2 separate regions of the Homo sapiens genome follow, and region 2 is linked to region 1. The links are chromatin loops, found by intact Hi-C in ENCODE. Cell type or tissue: endothelial cell of umbilical vein. All regions are shown on one strand. Links, peaks and the distances in the headings refer to the core of each region. The heading gives the core; the rest is flanking DNA.

Region 1 (8,348 bases), core at 330-8,329:
GGGGCCTGTGTTCCCAGGACCCCAGCCAGCTAGGTTGTGGTAGAGGGAGGGCCCTCTGGGTGCCATCTGATGGAGCTGTAGTTGGAGAACATGCTTTATCTCAGACCATACTGTCTGTTTTTTGGAATGTATTTTGTTTCATAGGCTGCTGTAATGGGAGAACTGGGTTTCAAGATGATTTTGGCTTCTGGCCTTGTCAAGCTGAATTAGCGGCTGGATGACAGGCATACCCTAGAGAAACCAAAGATAAATGCCAGTTTTAACAAGGTGGTTTTTTTATCCTTTTTTCTCCAGTTAAGTATGAATGGAACCCAAATTCAGTCCAAGGATCATGTCAAAGGCAGGAAATTAAGAAAAAAAAAGAGTTTGGGCTTAGTATGATTTTACTACTAGTCAAATTTCTGTTAAGACCAAAGATTAAATATAAATTTATAATTTACTGTCATTTTATAGTGATAAAAGGCAGAACAGTTTTGCATGTTGCACAAATACATACTTGTGCAGATATATAAATATATTCTTGCGTATAAAGTTTTCATAATTGATGTTCTGAAAACTATTTCTCATCTGTATTTATTTTGAAGAGTGTAGACAGAATTGACTGGGTTGTTGGGGGGGTGGGGGCAATCAAAGGCTTGATATCTTAATGTAATCTAACCTTTACTGTATTGTTAAGGAGGCCAGTTTTTAGAAATCAGCCTCACAAGAATCAAAGAGTAAACATCTCTAATATCTTTAGAGTTGAACTAAAAAGTATAAGCCAAATGAGATTTTGCAAGTTTTTGCCTGCTGATACTTTTTACCTAATACTGCTTGTAATAGCAGATTTTCAGTTGCATTGAATGTTATGAATTCTCATTTTAAAACCAAACAACTCTTTCTCTGCCAAAAAAGTCCAGCAAAAAAATGTGTCCCAATCCATAGCAATTTACTCTGAAACAGGAAGTTTATTATTTTATTTTTCCATAAGTGGCTAAGGCAAGTATTCACTTTTCAGAATTATTTGAATTTTTAGTGTTATATGCTATTGAATTACTATTATTGTAATTGATTTGTTATGTGTACTGTGGGCTTTGGGTTTCTTACATTTTTCGCGTGGATGTTATCTGTCTTTTCTGAAGGCTACTTTAAAAATACATCAAATCTTATCTTGACCTTTTGACTTAGGACTGATTTTATTTAATAGGGTAAGTTGATTGCATTTTGGTTAAAAAATTAAATTGTTACTTGGTTATTGGAAAAATAGTCCTTAGCAATGATGTATTACCCTATTCTCTTGACCTAAATGTGTTTTGGGGTAATGAAAGGCCATTGACACATTTGTCAAAACAAGAGTAATGAATGTAACAAAAAGTCATTTCCTAGAAATGTTGGGCATAATTGCTGACATGGTAATACAATTAATACAGTCTTTTGGTGGTCTTTGCAAACCCTTCAGGGTTTACATCACCACAAGGTGGTTAAAAATGTAGCAGTGCCCTATCAATAATATATATAAGCAAGGATGAAATAGTTTTTTCCACGTGATGCCATGGAACCATGTTATGCAAAATTACATATCTGTGCTTTTTAGAGCGTTTTGCCCTGAACTGGATTATGCTGAGAACTATTAAAACTTAGGAATCCATCAGCATGTGGACTGAGATCCCTCATGGTAGGAAGCATGAAGTATTTATATTTTATTTTTTTCTTGTTTAGATTTATCCAGTGAATTGGCGGATATGTATTAAGTGCTCAATATAAGTTTGCTGAATTGAGTTGTTATTGTAGATATATCTTAAAATTCTTATAGATGCTCTCCTACACAACTCTAGGGTTTTTTTTAAAAAGTGAAAACAATATTACTATAAAATTGGTTCCAATTCTAAGGAAAAATCACAAACCTCCACAATATTAATATTTTGTCCTGATAAAATATCATTGCTTCACATGCAATGAAAATCTATTAAGGGTGGTTTTATATGTAATTAACATTTTTTGCAACTTAATGCAGGGAATATTTTATAACACATACATAAGCAAAACCAGCTGAGATTATTAAGCATCTTTTATTAACGGAATAATTTTGTGTTTCATAGTTGTCCTAATATTTGAGTGCAGTCCAGAGTTCCTGAATTGACACTTGTTTCTCTTCTCTGAAGGGTTTTTCAGAGGTTGATAGTACGACTTCTGTTTCCAGAAATCCAAAGTTCAAAAAGACACAAATCCTCCCTTAGAAACCTTGGGTGTCACTGAATTGGTTGTTTAAAAAATGAAACTTAATGTGCTCAGCTGTGATTGTTCTACTCGCCATCCTTCCTCTCTTTCTCTGGCTAATTCTCAGCTGGACTATTTGCAAAGGAAACATTGAGGCTGACGAGAGGAGAGTTGGAGACTGCAGAACTTGGGAGCTGTCCACTGCTCTGCCTTTGTCACAGCCCAGGTGGAACTCACTCCTCAAATCTTGGTTGTTCCCAGCTTCTTTTTATGACCCTTGTTGAAAACCTGGGGCCTTTCAAACATAACCTAAAAAATTTCTATGCTACCAAATAAAAAAATTTAAATAATAATAATAATAAGCCCATAGCAAAGTATTTTATCCACACTGTATAGATACATTACAAAAACACCTTTATTCCTCTAAACTGAAAAGAGGAATCAGACGTGATTCTCTAGGCTGGAATCCTTTAATGGGATGTCCACCAGAGTTCTGGTCACTTCTCTGCTGTCACTTTTGATTGAAGCCAGCAGAGATATGTTTTGGCAAATCTAGTCATGATTTGTCTTCCTTGCAGGGCTCTCTCTTTAATTGTGTTTCCCATAAGAGAGCCAGTTGGAGTTAATATATTGACACTCTGCTGTGATTGATGACAATCAATGTCGTGTTAACGTTTCTCCCATTTTTTAACCCACAGAGCAATGCTAAGAAGACGTTTGGTTTAAAGAATTAAAAGGAAGAACAACTTAAGAGCTTCTTCAAAGGTAAGAGTTTGTCTTCTCAAAACATTTGAATTCGTAGTTAAAGATGAGAATTATAATATTAAATAATGTGATTATGTAATATTATTGCCATATTTAATACTTTTCAATCCAGAGAGTATGATAAAAGACAGAGAGTAGAAACATAGATGCAAAAACATTAATCATACCAATGTCAAAGAAGATAGATCAAATACATAGGGAAGTAAACCAGCCCTCATGTCCTTTCATAGTAATAAGATTTTTGTTTAAGTAAATCATGAATCATAAAGCCCAGAAAATAGAGAGCAGAGGCAAAGCACTGCTAGTAAAAATGTTTATAAAGGGACTAAAGATTAAAAATTATAGGGAATCATTTACAAGAAAATAATTTTCTTTTTGATTCAATAATATATCAAAAGTCTCCTGAGGGTATACCATCCATTAGTGATTTTTCTTGTCTCACAATGGAGTCCAAAGAATAAAAATATCTCCTTTGAAAGTTTAAATGTTACTTTGAAATGTGATTTCTGCTTTGTAAATTCCTTCCCCATTTCTTATTTCCTACCCCGCTGTCCGCCCCATTCTTATTTATGCCATTCAGCATTATCAGCTCTAGAATGGACCCTGTTAGGCCTATGATGCCTTCTGAAAGGCCATCTATTATAGTACTGAACTTGATGAAAAAATAATCTTACTTGGAGATCTGGAACACAGTTCAGAGAACTGTATCTCAACCAATAATAGCTTTTTTAAGGAATTATGAGAGCACGATTGTTCAGACATTCAGTTCTTTACCTTGTTGATTTCATTTAACAAATAAACTCATGGATTTTAGTTAAGGAAAGAAGATTGTATACAAGATTTTGAGATAGTAAAATCCTTTGAGCATGTTGTCTCTTGTTACTGAGAATTCTTAGGCTGATCCATTGAGATGTCCTTTTGTAATTGAAAGGAAATGATTCATGCCTCAGCTGAATTTGCTTCCATTGTGTTGTATTGAAACTGACTTCATATGACTAGTTCTTACAGTGTTTCAAAATACCATCAGAAATCCCCAAATTAGTAGACTGGAAACTAAGAATGTTGCTTTGTAAATCAAATAGCACAAATTTTGTTCTGCTTGAACAGTCCCTGAAAAGTGAAAATTAGCAGAGACTAGCAAAATTGATGTTAGGTAATTATGACCAACACCAAAATAGCCTTAATTTTGTACAAATGGCTCTTTTAAGAGAAAGCTCCCTTTGTTGAAGCAAAATGACCTATTTTATATAGTTTTTATGTACCCCTCTCCTCTACAAGTGTCCTTGTTTCATAAAGAACACCTGCAAGGTAAAGCAATGTGATAGTAAGTACCATCCATTCTGACAGGGACATATACCAAATTACAGTTGTTAGAAACTAGGAGTTACTAGTAATGGTATTAAGTATGGTGGCTTACCAGTACAATACTAGTATCAGCAGTAAGGTATGGAAAATTCTTTCGTAGATAATATATTGTCTGATATCTATAAGGTAGTAAGACACTGAGGGCGGGAGTTTATTTGTAAAAATGGTGTTTTCTGGTGAGCAGGGAAAACAGCGGCCACTGTGAGGAAGTACATGGTGCCCTTTTAAGGTGGAAACGCTTGGCTCAACAGCAGGTGCTCTCCCACTTCCTAGCCCACTCTCAGGTAGTTCTAAGGGAGTTTTTCTGGCTGGATGCATTATTTTTTCTTTCTTCCATCGTGTGAAGGGTACTCGATTGAAAATCTCTGTCTTCTAGAGCAACAAGTGAAAAGGCTCGATTCTTCTTTTCTCAATACACACTTCTTGTTGGTCTTTCTGGCTAGCCTTTTGTTAATTGGCTCAAGAGAGCTTTTAGTTGTCAGGTCCTATGAGAGCCACTAAAATGTCTCATTTTTTGGTTTCGTGAATGGTTGAATCTTGTCAAAACTAAATACTGAGTCTTCCCAATTTGTTTCCCTGGCCTCACAAAGACTGACTGAAACTTCCCAAAATTCTAAAGCACACTTATACTCAGAATGTCCCTAGGCTATTCAAGTATTTGGCCTCTGACATTAGAATAAATAAGTTTTTTTCGTAGCTACTTAGAGTTTTCAGTAGTTTTTCCCACATTCACTGGCATGCTGTGATGTTCAGAAAAATGCATGCAGCCAGAATTGTGGACTGTGGTTTGCAAACTCTCAGGCCCATCCCACATCCTTCTGTTTGGGAAGTGCCCTCTGTCTGCCCTTATCCAGTGTCACACATAAAAACTGCTCACGTTTGCCATTAACCCTAATGTGTACATTCTCTCCCTGGGAAATCTGTCTTCTACCTGCATTGAAAACCTTGAGCTAAAATGCAAGGCTGCTAGTGGTGGCATTTTGATAATCAACCAGAGTGAGGAGAGAGGATACCTCTGAAATCACTTCGTAAAATGAGTTTTCTGCTGGCCACATTCGTGTAAGTTTGGTCCTAGTAGTAACCATAAGGAGTCTGAGGAAGAAGAATGCCCAGGCTGCACCTTAAAGCATGTTCCCATTTGGCAGCAAGCTGTGTATGAAGAATAACCTGACAAGGTGCTGGAGTCATTTACTGACTGTTTTTGTGGATGACTTGAAATTTGTTCTTTCCCTTGGACTTTACAATACCGAGTTGTTAAAGTTATATGTACATCTTAGGAGAAGGGTAGTTACATCCTGAATAGATAATAGTAAAACTGGTAAGAGTAAAAAGACTTTTATCTTATAATTAAGTTGATTTGTAAAAGTGAACCTGTATTTTATTACAAAATCCTAATAGTTATACAATTTTAATGCTATTTATTTATTTAATTTATTTCTTTCTTGAGATGGAGTCTCACTTGTCACCCAGGTTGCAGTGCAATGGCGCGATCTCTGCTCACTGCAAACTCCACCTCCCGGGTTCAAGTGATTCTCATCCCTCAGCCTCCTGAGTAGCTACAATTACAGATGCATACCAACATGCCTGGCTACTTTTTGCATTTTTAATAGAGACAGGGTTTCACCATGTTGGCCAGGCTGGTCTTGAGCTCCTGGCCTCAAGTGATCTGCCTGCCTTGGCCTCACAAAGTACTGGAATTACAGGCATGAGCCACCATGCCTGGCCAATTTTTAATACAATTTAACAGTAAAGACAGCTATCAAAATTTTGTCCTACAGGATCATTTTAAGGCTGAGTTTAGTTGATACCAGTCAAATCAAGAAGACCCAGCACCCACAGAAAGAATACTTGCCCCATGAAGCTGAAGATTAAAAGCTCATGAATAAAGCAGTTACTCTGGGATGCCTAGAACTTATAAAAACCAAGACAGGGATCTAACTCCAAGTAAAAAATATTTACCTCTTTATTGTTTTATACCAGTAAAGTTTGATTCAATATGTAGTCATCTGGAAAACTAGAACAATCTTTTCTTATACAAATTAACTTCCTCCCTCTTCATTGTGACATAGCATGAAGGCAAGGCACAGATTTCAACTAAGTGACATCTCTTGAAACATTAGCATACTTGGACAGTCCCTCTATTGTGATCGTGATGAACTTTTTCACAGAATGACTACTTACCACTGAAATGCAGCATTCCTGGAAGCTGAATGACAATGCAGTGAAGAACATTCTGTTCTTTCAACCCAGGCGACTGCTCAGCTTTCCATTTCCACATGAAGTCTGAGCAGTGCTCTCTGTCCTGGGGTCAGATGGAAGCATATTAAATTCAATGTGCAACATTTCTGTAGGGAGGCTAAATTATACATTTCCTGATATTTATCTCTGAGTTTTATTCACATCCGTGATTGAGATGCCTTTATTGATTAGGCATCTCATTTCTGCCTCTTGCATCCTGTCCTCATTATTCTTATGGGACACAGCCATTTTTCTCTGGACATCTCACCTTATCCCCCTTCTCACCACTCCCACCACTCTGGGCTGCTCAGTTTGATAGCTGTTTCTGAAGGCTCAGAAAGAGCAGTTGAAATGTGTTTGAAGAAAGACATCAGCATTTTCTCTTGGGAGATAGCTGGGTAAGGATAATGCCATAGTGAGACAATGATGAAAACAGTGGCATTATGTTTTTGTGGCAGCAATAATTGGTGCTAGTAGTCAGTAGAAGGAATCCTGCAACTTTTATGTGTTCCCCCCTCTCCTCCCATTGTAGCCTAGTGGGGAGAAATATCTGGTTTGAAACTGGAAATAAAAAACTGCCTGAGTCACTCCAGTACATGAAATGTAGAGCACTTAGCATTTATACACCAAAGGGCTAATGCGTGACCTTTGCAAATAGCTTCTTGCATATACTTACTGGATTTGATTTCTTTTCCTTGCTGTACTTTTGGCTTGTAGTTCTTAACTGTTTTCTGGGATTATTAGAATCAGAACTCGTGATGAAATAAGTCTAGATTCGTGACCCATAGACTTTAATTTTGAGGTTCACCAAAATGACCAGAACAGTGCCACCAAAAGGCAGGGGCACTGCCCTGTGGCTCTTGTTCCCAGCAAGTACAACCTCTATTAAAATAATTCTCACCCTGAGAGGAAGCTTATTCCAAATGAAAGTTATAAATGGCATCCCTTATTCATTGAGTTAGGATCTTTGTATTCAGCATTCTTATCACCAGAATCATCATTTATTGAACTTTAATTGTGCAACATAACCTAATGGGTGAGATACTCCAAGTATGGACAATTGGAAGTGAGACACAGCAGGAATACTGGAAGGCCTCAGGTGTTCAGGTCCACATGGTACTCTATACAAAGGTAGACATGTGTGCCTAGGTTCTGCGGGTATTTTATCATGTCTCTTCCTTCCAGCATCTGGCCATTTCATCCCTGGCTGCTTTTGGAGGGAGTCGAATCCTGACAGGAGGGTTATCTAGGGAACTACCCAGGAGGAAAATGAAACCCAGTGTGGAGCAGGAGGCCAGGACCAGGCCCCTGCTGGTAATGCAGTATGTTGCTGTCACAACTGACTGCATACACAAATAGATGCTTGGGTTTTTTTTTTTTTGCTTTGCTTTGTTTTCTTTTATTTTGCCTTTCATGACAGCATTCATTTTGTAAGGCAAAGAAAAAAATCTCTTGGATGGATTCAAGTTTTCATATCTGCAGAAGGCATTTCTACAGCTATTGTCAAACTTAGCTGGTCTGTAAAGATTCTTTGTTTCTGGTTGACTGTTGCAGAAAGCAAGTTCATAAACTACCACGAATACAGGAGAGAATGATTTCTATTGAAAGAGTCGAGTAGGATATGGTGCATGGAGCCAGTCCTGAAAAGGGTTTTGTTTCTTGTAGCATGGTGGAAATTCACATTCACATTGCTGCTCTGTGCTCTTTAGCATGCTACAGTGAAACAATGGGCATGCCAGCCGTTATAGCAGTGTTGATTAATGCATTCCTTGAATGTGTTGATT
Region 2 (8,348 bases), core at 247-8,246, 110 kb before region 1:
GTTTGAGACACTAGCCACACCTCTGACCGACTTCCCTTCTCCAGAGCTTCCAGGAAGCCACCGCACAGGCAGTTTTTCCAGCACCTCATCTTTCTTACTGAACAGAATGGCTACCTTCTCAGTTATTTCACCAGGAAGACTACATGGGACTGAGGGGGCAGTTTCTAGCTCACTCCCTTCTCACCAGCTCTCTTCGATGCCCCACTCCTGGTAGGAAACCTGATAAGCTCTAACTGGTCAGTCAGCACTGGGCTACATTGGGGCCTGAAGATTTCTGGCTGTGAAGGGATATGGTTTCTTTTCTTTCATGTGAGTGCATAATCCAAGGTCGGTGGGCTCAAAGAGGTGAGTGTGATTGATCATCAGAACAACTGCCCTGGGGCACATTTGGAATATGTGCTTTCCTTTTGGAAGAGAGGGAGAAGCACATGGAGAAGAGGGGATGACAGTGGTATTAACAGATTTAGATGTGGGATTTGTCCCTATGTTCATTGGGGCCAAACTTTAAGATCAACTTCCAGAAAAAGGATTTCAACACTCTGACGTCAGCATATGTCAATTATGTGGCTTCCCTGTAGCTAGGTGTTTCTAGCCTGGGAGGTGGGGGCCCTAGCCCTGCCACAGCAAGCAATAGCCTCTGAGTGTTATCACCCAGGTTCTTGGTGATGACACCGAGTGGTAGAGAACAGGTCAGATTCTGTTTAAGAAGGTCATGAAGTGTAATATGTTTTAGCATGATTGCCACCAAAAATGAAGTTCAGAGCTTAAAGTATTAACATGTATCTTTGTTAGCTGGAATATAGACTTATGCAACGACTGAGGTGCTTCTTGGTTTTGTATTTTGGAACTTACCTCATCAGTCAAACCTTTTCTGTTCCCACTGCTGAAGTTCTCTTTTAAAGCAAGCTCAAAGCACATAGTCATATTTGAAGTTACCTTTTATTTTTATCTCGTCATTCACTCATGATTTTCTCATTTTATGTGTGCCTCTTCCTTTTCTCTCTGAATCAGGTGATTTCCACCCCCATCCCCACTTTTGTTAAGAGATCCTTGCTGAAGGCTGTGTTCTTGCCTCAGTCTTCCCTTACTACCCAATCCACCTGACTCTTTCTCCTTCACTTTCCCTTCCTTCTTACTTTTCATCTTTCTTATGCTTTCATTTACTTCCTTTCCTGACTCACTATCCTTTCTCCCCTCAGCTACCTCTGATCTTTGTATTATGTACATATTTCATTATTCCATATATGCAAAAAGATAAAGAGGGACATAATGAGAATCACCGTCCTCTCTACCAAGCTGAAGATGCAGAAAGTCACCAATAGCTCTCAAGTCCCATCCTCAACTATATCCCCCTCCCTTCTCTCCAGAGGTAACCACTGTCTTTAACTCTATTTCACATCCTGCCTAGGTTTCCCTGGGCAGGAGGCAGGATGCTTTCCCCTGCACTCAGCCTGTGCAGTGGCCCCTTCTCTTGGCTCCTGGAGGCTAAGATGGGGGGCTGAAATGAGAGGACCACCCTACTGCAGCCAGGGAAGGTGGGAGTCAGGGCAGGTGGGAAAGGGTAACTCTTTCACTACAGAACGTGGCTGAATTGCTCCTCATTGGACCATCATGTTTTTATTCAGATTATCTTCTCTGGCCTCTTTTATATATTTAGAAAGGAAAATATTGTTACATGTTCAGTGAAATTTTATTAAGCACCTTCTCAATGCCTGGCACTGTTCTTAGTAGGACTTTCTTTATGGGGGTGTAGATTCACTTCAGTCCTCAGCTTCCTATTGCCCTTTTCTTTTTGATTGAGAAACCCCATTATACTTTAAAATGTATCTTTATGTAAAGGATGACCTGTATCTTTTACTTTAAGTGTACTTGTCAAAGTTGGGTGATGTATTTTATATTACACACTCTGCGTCTCAGTTTGTTTGAAAGATTTCATATACATAAAAGAGCTTGGGCCAAAGGGATACAGTAAGTGAGTATTCAGTAAGTGACTTAGCTGGGTGACCTTCAGCAAGATTTTTAGTTTCTTTGGCATTGTTTTTTTAATGTGTGAAAATGGGGTAATAATAGTCCCACCTCCCAAAACAGTTGATGAAATAAGATAATCCATGTAAAGTGTTTACTGCACTGCCTGGCATATAGCACTAAATAAATGTTAGCTACTATAACATGGCATTTTAAGCTTAGAACATTAAGTCATGTTGGAATTTATTTGAAACATTTATTGTAGAATGGAACATAGAGCTTGAAGGCTGTGTGACTGGTATTGCAGCTTAGAGAAGAGAGACAGAAGGGAGGAGCATACTCTGACCTAAGAACTCGTGAAGTGGCTCTTGGAGGAGGTGTTATCAATGAAATGTATTTTGCTGTGGAGGAGGTTGGAATCCCCACTTCCAATAGACCTGTTTTGACTATTTTGACTACTGTTCCACTGTATGTGGCATGCCATAAACATACCTTCGTTTTAGTGGAAAAGGTTGCTGCCATTCTGCTAGTCAGATCTTTTGCCTGCTGTTAGACAAACAGAATTAAGTATGTCGTTAATCTCCACAGGGCAGGTCAGAAGTCTCTCTAGACTCCTAAAATCCTAAACTAAAACCACAGAGTTCTCAAAATAAACTGTGCAGTTTGGTCAGAAATACAAGATGATTGAAGAACAAAATGATTTACTCTGTCAGTGGTTGCTACCCAATTGATTTTTCTTAAGTTGTAGATTGAATAGCTTCAGTTCCTTATCTGGAATACAGGGAAAACAATACCTGCCTCTTTTATTTAATAAACAGAATTGACATCATTTTGTATTTTAACTTTGTACTTTTTTTTCTTCAAGTAATCTTATGAGAAAGATGACAATAGTAATAATGATTCTAATATCTACTTCATGAATAATACTTTTCCTTCTACAAAATGCATTCACATTCTTTATTTCAGTCCATTTTCAGTAGGTTTACAGGTTTGAATTACATTTCTCATTGGGGGTGACTTAGTCTTGCAATGGTCTATATTATTGAATAATTATCAACATTTGAATATATGATCATGAGACATGTAAACATTGATAAATGGCATGTGATATTATAGGCAATACTTTAGCATGACTAGTCAAAGATGAGTTTTTGCAAATTAGCTAAAATATACTAATATCCGGCTCACACTAATTTCTCTCCTAATGCTTTCAGCCTATTCCACTCCATCTAACATAAGATATTATTCTTTTATATTGTTTTACACGTTTTATACACACACATATATACATCTACACTTATAGTCTTTTTTTCGCTAAGCACCTACCATAATGTTGAGCTCATGGTAGAGGCATAATTAATCCTTCTTAACTGGCTATGTAGAGTTGCTTTTCTGTGTATGCTATTTTGGGGTATGTGGGGGAATGAAGTTATGTCTTTGCTTTCCAACAGTTGTGGTTTTTATTAACCTTTAGTTATCAAGCAGTCTTTATTTTTCTACCAACATGCTCTTACTATATTAAAGAGATATTCCTCATGAATAGTTTCTTCCCATTCTACATTTCCTTCTGTGAGTCTTTTCTCTCTCTCACACACAAGATTTTGAAAGATGCTTCCTTAAAGAGCTCCAAGACAGTGTCATGCAATGGAAAGAATGTAAAAGTAAGGGCATGAGCCATCTAGGTTATGCACGCATTAATTGGGTTTCTACTTTGGCCCTTGGGAGATTCAGTAAAGCCTAAGAAAGGAAACCAATGGGGACCAGAGGAAATCAGTAGGAACCACGGATGCCTAAAAATGCCAAGTCACAATGTAAATTCACACAGAATAAGTGTAAAATGAGTAATTGGGCAGTGGGTACTTACGGAGACAGGAAATGTTTTGTGAATGGGGAAATTGTCGTCATATCTTTCCATCTAGCTGAGAAACTCCCCCCCTTGTAAAGGACTGCAGGATTTCCTTAAAATTTGTGGCTAGAAGAAATGTGGATAAGAATCTATTCGCCTATTTATTTACTTTAAAGATCAGCAATTCATATATTGGTAAGACGTTTCCATTTATTCAGAACACACAGACTTTTTTTAGCAAAGTAGTGCTCACTGTTTGGGGATAGAGACCTTCTCAGAAGTCAAAATGCATAAAAGAGACACTCATCAGACATCAAGTGTCTGCAAGGATTTGTGTGTGTCTGAAAAGCAGAATCTCTATAGTAATATCTACTAAAGAGATATTTTTGATGACAGTCAAGATATTCATAGAGGCCAGACAAAGATAAGACCAACACATTTCAGTCCACTTCTGTTTTCTTTCCCAGATTCCTTAACTGGGTACAGATGTTCTGAAAGGATATTCTTTTGTAGATTCAAATACTTGAAAATTAAAAATAAACACACACACACACACACACACACACACACACGATGGAACTAAAATATTTGTAAGTACTTAAATTTGTAAATTCTTGGTTTGCTACCAAATAACTAGAAGATGACTGTGTTGTACATAAAATGGAAAACCAAGTGAAGTGTATTCAGTGGCCTCAGTTTCTCCTTTTTACATACACTCATTTCCCTTCTCTGAGGTGCACCTGGACAGACTTAATGCCTACTGGACACCCTCACCCCGACATCAAAACCTGTTCTCAAGAAAGAATCCAACTTTCATCCACTAGTGAAAATTTAAGTTATTTATTTACCTGTTCTGCTTTAAACTATATCTCTAGTTTTGACATTAAAAGTTTTTATCTTGGATAAAGGAATTTTGTGTGTGGACACGAAAGTGGAGACATGTAACTTTCTGAGAGAAAAGAAGTGCCTTTGAAATGAGAGCACCTGGGTGAGCTCCCACTTTTGTATGGCTTAAGCATGCCTGTTTGTGAGTACATATAATATATACCTCAAACTCTATATATACTGCCAAACTCATGAAGAAAAGGACTGAATGCAAAGTGAGCTCAGATGGGAAGAGCAACATTTGATGAAACATGCAGCTTTATTTTATGTTGGATTTTGGATATTAAAATGCAAAATCTGTAGCAAGCAGGTAAACAGGAAAGAAGTGAGGTAAATGAAAAGCAATATAAATCATATTCTTCCCTGTGAAGTAAGAAATATGTTAAGAGGAGGAGGATGTATAGGAGAAAATTATGAAAGTGAGCTGGTCAGGGTAACGAAGAGAGGAAGCTAATTGGAGATTATCTGAAAATAAAACGTCTGCAGTACCCTCTGGGGAAATTAACTGCCAGATGAGAAGCATATTGTAGGAATACAATGACTAACGTTATCTTCTAAGAACAGTTACGGGGATGAGGGCACTCCTTTTACTTAAAGAAAAGATGAAGCAATGAATCAGATGGCAATGAAAGGAAATACATACGATAAGCCCTAACCAGAGCGGACATACGGTGATTTTTTGTGTGTGTGTGTGAAACTAGTTAAGTATACATATATCCTGTTAGTGCCTCTCAATATCAGAAGGACTAGGGGATATTTTTGGAAGTTATGGGTAGGGAAGAGTCATTCCTGAAACACTCGATTTTTCAAATTTTGAGCAGATTTTTTTCCCCAGAATATTTATGTGGCATGATGTTATTAGACTTGTTACTTGTGTCATATTCAAAAGCCTATACACTGATGGTCAAATAAATGTTTATGCTATAAAATAAGCCAGAAAAAAATCCACACAGTTGTATTAAAATGTTGAAATTATATCAAACCATTTTAATCAATCATGTTAAGTATGGGCCTTCATTATAACTTGAAAATGAGGATGGTGTGTATTTTCTAAGTGCTTACGTGCTCAATAATTGTTCACACATGGGTGAATATATATATACTTAGTGATAGCAACTTTCAGTGCGTGTGTGTGTGTGTGTGTGTGTGTGTGTGTGTGTGTGTGTATAATATGTATACCAGATAAAAGACCTCTCCCTTCCCAGCCAGTGTGTGGTCAGGCCAATGCTGCTTTCACAGGCAGGCTGTGGTGCTGACCACTTCAAGTCAGAATGTCATCGTTTGTCCCATCTATTATTATGCTCTTCAGGAAAACATTTGTCCTAAGATCCTAGCCGTGATTGGTGTCCCTGGAGATGCCCTCCTGCATATTATTCTGTGAGTGGACTTGTCTTTCTTCTCAATAGATGCTTTGATATTGTGTGCTTCATAGAAGCACAGAAATCTTTTGTTTGGTGAGAGAATCTCTACCAATTTCTGGAGAGAATCTCCAGAAATACAAGTCAGCAAGTCCTTTTGCACTGGCCTTGAACTGTGGGGAAGACCACAGAAATGCAGACCTGTGGTAGCCATGACTCAAGGAATTGAGTGACCACACGGCTCCTGGTCACCTAGAAGTCATTTCTTGGTCTGCGTGTCACAGGTGTTGCTTCTGTGGGCATGATGTAAGAGCAGAGGGGTTTCCAGAGCTCCATGCTTTTATTCTTCTGCTGAAGTCAGGGTGCATCCCATTGGTTCAGTGTTAGTGATAGCAACTTTCAGTGCTAAATGGCTAAAAGGTTGCAGTTTGGTTTGTGATATTGAGAATTGTTGCCCACTTTGTGTACAAATTGTTAATTCATTGCAGCTTAAGGGCTGCCATAGTATTGGAAAGCTGGGCAATGAGTGACTGTCCGTGAGTGGTATTTAACCAGGTATTAACACCAGTGTCACCTCTGTAACTTGCAAAAGAAAAAAGAAAGAGAGTGAAAAAGAAAGAAAGAGAAGAGCAGAGAAAAGAAAAGAAAAGAAAGAGCCATCTGCCTAGTGTCCAGAGATTTAGAAGTTGAGTTCTGGACATCTGAATTAAAAAGAAAAAATTATAGCTCATTATGACATGAACTCCCAATCAAATTGCTGGAATATTTACCTCAGTTACCAGAAAATTATTTGTTTTCTTTCGCTAGGGTTAGGATGTTTGTCCCCTCCAAAATTCGCGTTGAAATTTAATTGCCTTTGTAACAGTATGAAGAGGTGGGACTGTTGAGAGATGATTAGGCCATGAGGGCTCCACCCTTATAGGTAGGATTGTTGTTATTATAAAAGGATGAGTTTGGCCCCCTTCCCTGTGTCTCTCTTGCTCTCTCTTGTCCTTCTGCCTTTTGCCATGGGATGACGCAACTACAAGGTCGTCACCAGATGTCTGCACCTTGATACTGGACTTCTCAGACTCCAGAATTGTGAGCCAATAAATTTCTGTCCTTATAAGTTACCCAGTCTCAGGTTTTCTGTTATAACAGCTTCAAACAAACTAAGACATCTCCATAGCAATTAAAATAGGCTACTGTTGGCTATTAGCTTAAAGGATCCTTAGAAGCACCAGTATTATTTGATCAAATGGAGGGAAGCGTGTTATGTTGCAAAAGCAGAGAATCATGAGACATTCAATCACTTACTCTTTAAGGGAAGATGGAAAACATTGAAATAAATGGTCAGTGACAACAGTAGCAACATCTGAAAAGTGATGTTCCCAAACTAGGAATCTCTCTGGAGAATATGTGTTTGTAATGTCCGTTAATTGCTCAGGGAAATGAACAGCATGGATCTGAAATGGGAGGGACCTGTCATAAATAGCACAACCTCTTCCAATGGTTTGCAAGAGTAGGTGCTGTTTGATAGAAGGGTTAGTAAGATCCATGAGGAACCTCCCTTAATTATGAATGGCAATAGTAATTAACAGGATGTGTGAACTGCTCTGCAGTGATGGAAATTTCATCTGAGTTTCCTTTCCTTTTTACTGGTTTCATTCTGCCTTGTTGGAGAAGGTCCCATGCCTTCAACTATACAGACATGAAATTCAAATCTTGAAAAGCATACTATAAAAACCCAAGTTTTTCCTTGGGGGTATTAGTCTGTCTAGTTAAGGAAGACTTTTTTTTTTTAATTATTTGTCTCTTTCCCGAAGTAGTAGGCAATTAGACATCAAATGAAATTAAAAATCCCTACATGATTGTCTCCTGGCCAGAACATGTTGCCTGCTGCCATAGAAACAGCTCTCTGATCTCAGCGGTGATGACAAAGCATAGTTCTGACAAAGCAGGTTCCTTTGCCACACGCCTGTGGTTTAATCTTTTCCTCTTTTCCCCCGTGAGGCAGTTCTGTCTAGCGTTGTCAACCATGTCAATTTTGCTAGAATGTCTCAAAACATCTGTAATATGCTGATTAAAATAGACACTATGATACTATAAAAGAAATGTGCTGTTTTTCTGCTGTCTCTATCCTACTCCTGGAATTGCATCTGCAGTTTTATTTAAAGCAAATGCAGCATTCAAATCTCCTGTAGTTATTCTTGCTCCATGAAGATGAATATCTTAGTCATGCTGATCTGGAGGGATGGGCTCACATCAGCAGCTGGCCCGTTCTGTCATGGAAGAATCACTCTTCTGGACTGGAA

The links. Peaks named below come from ENCODE experiments on the same cell type or tissue, not always from the same donor. Only the 100,000 strongest peaks of a DNase experiment are listed, where the experiment ranks them.
Region 2: a loop joins it to region 1, with 5 times the contacts of the local background. A loop is called at or near these places in 2 of 110 quality-filtered maps.

Annotation. Positions count from the first base shown.
Region 1 is chr7:108,307,278-108,315,625 of GRCh38, reverse strand. NRCAM (neuronal cell adhesion molecule) reads left to right here. Exons shown (of 33, transcript NM_001037132.4): 3 at 2,895-2,961. Among named protein-coding and RNA genes, the nearest start is that of NRCAM, 140 kb to the left of the region's middle. RefSeq lists a silencer at 6,387-6,681. In endothelial cell of umbilical vein, for the core only: no CTCF peak of the experiment used is centred there; DNase peaks (open chromatin) are centred at 2,325, 3,905 and 6,495; H3K27ac peaks cover 5,754 bases.
Region 2 is chr7:108,416,075-108,424,422 of GRCh38, reverse strand. The region is part of intron 1 of NRCAM (neuronal cell adhesion molecule); the gene reads left to right. Among named protein-coding and RNA genes, the nearest start is that of NRCAM, 36 kb to the left of the region's middle. In endothelial cell of umbilical vein, for the core only: no CTCF peak of the experiment used is centred there; DNase peaks (open chromatin) are centred at 3,812, 5,302 and 7,982; H3K27ac peaks cover 6,324 bases.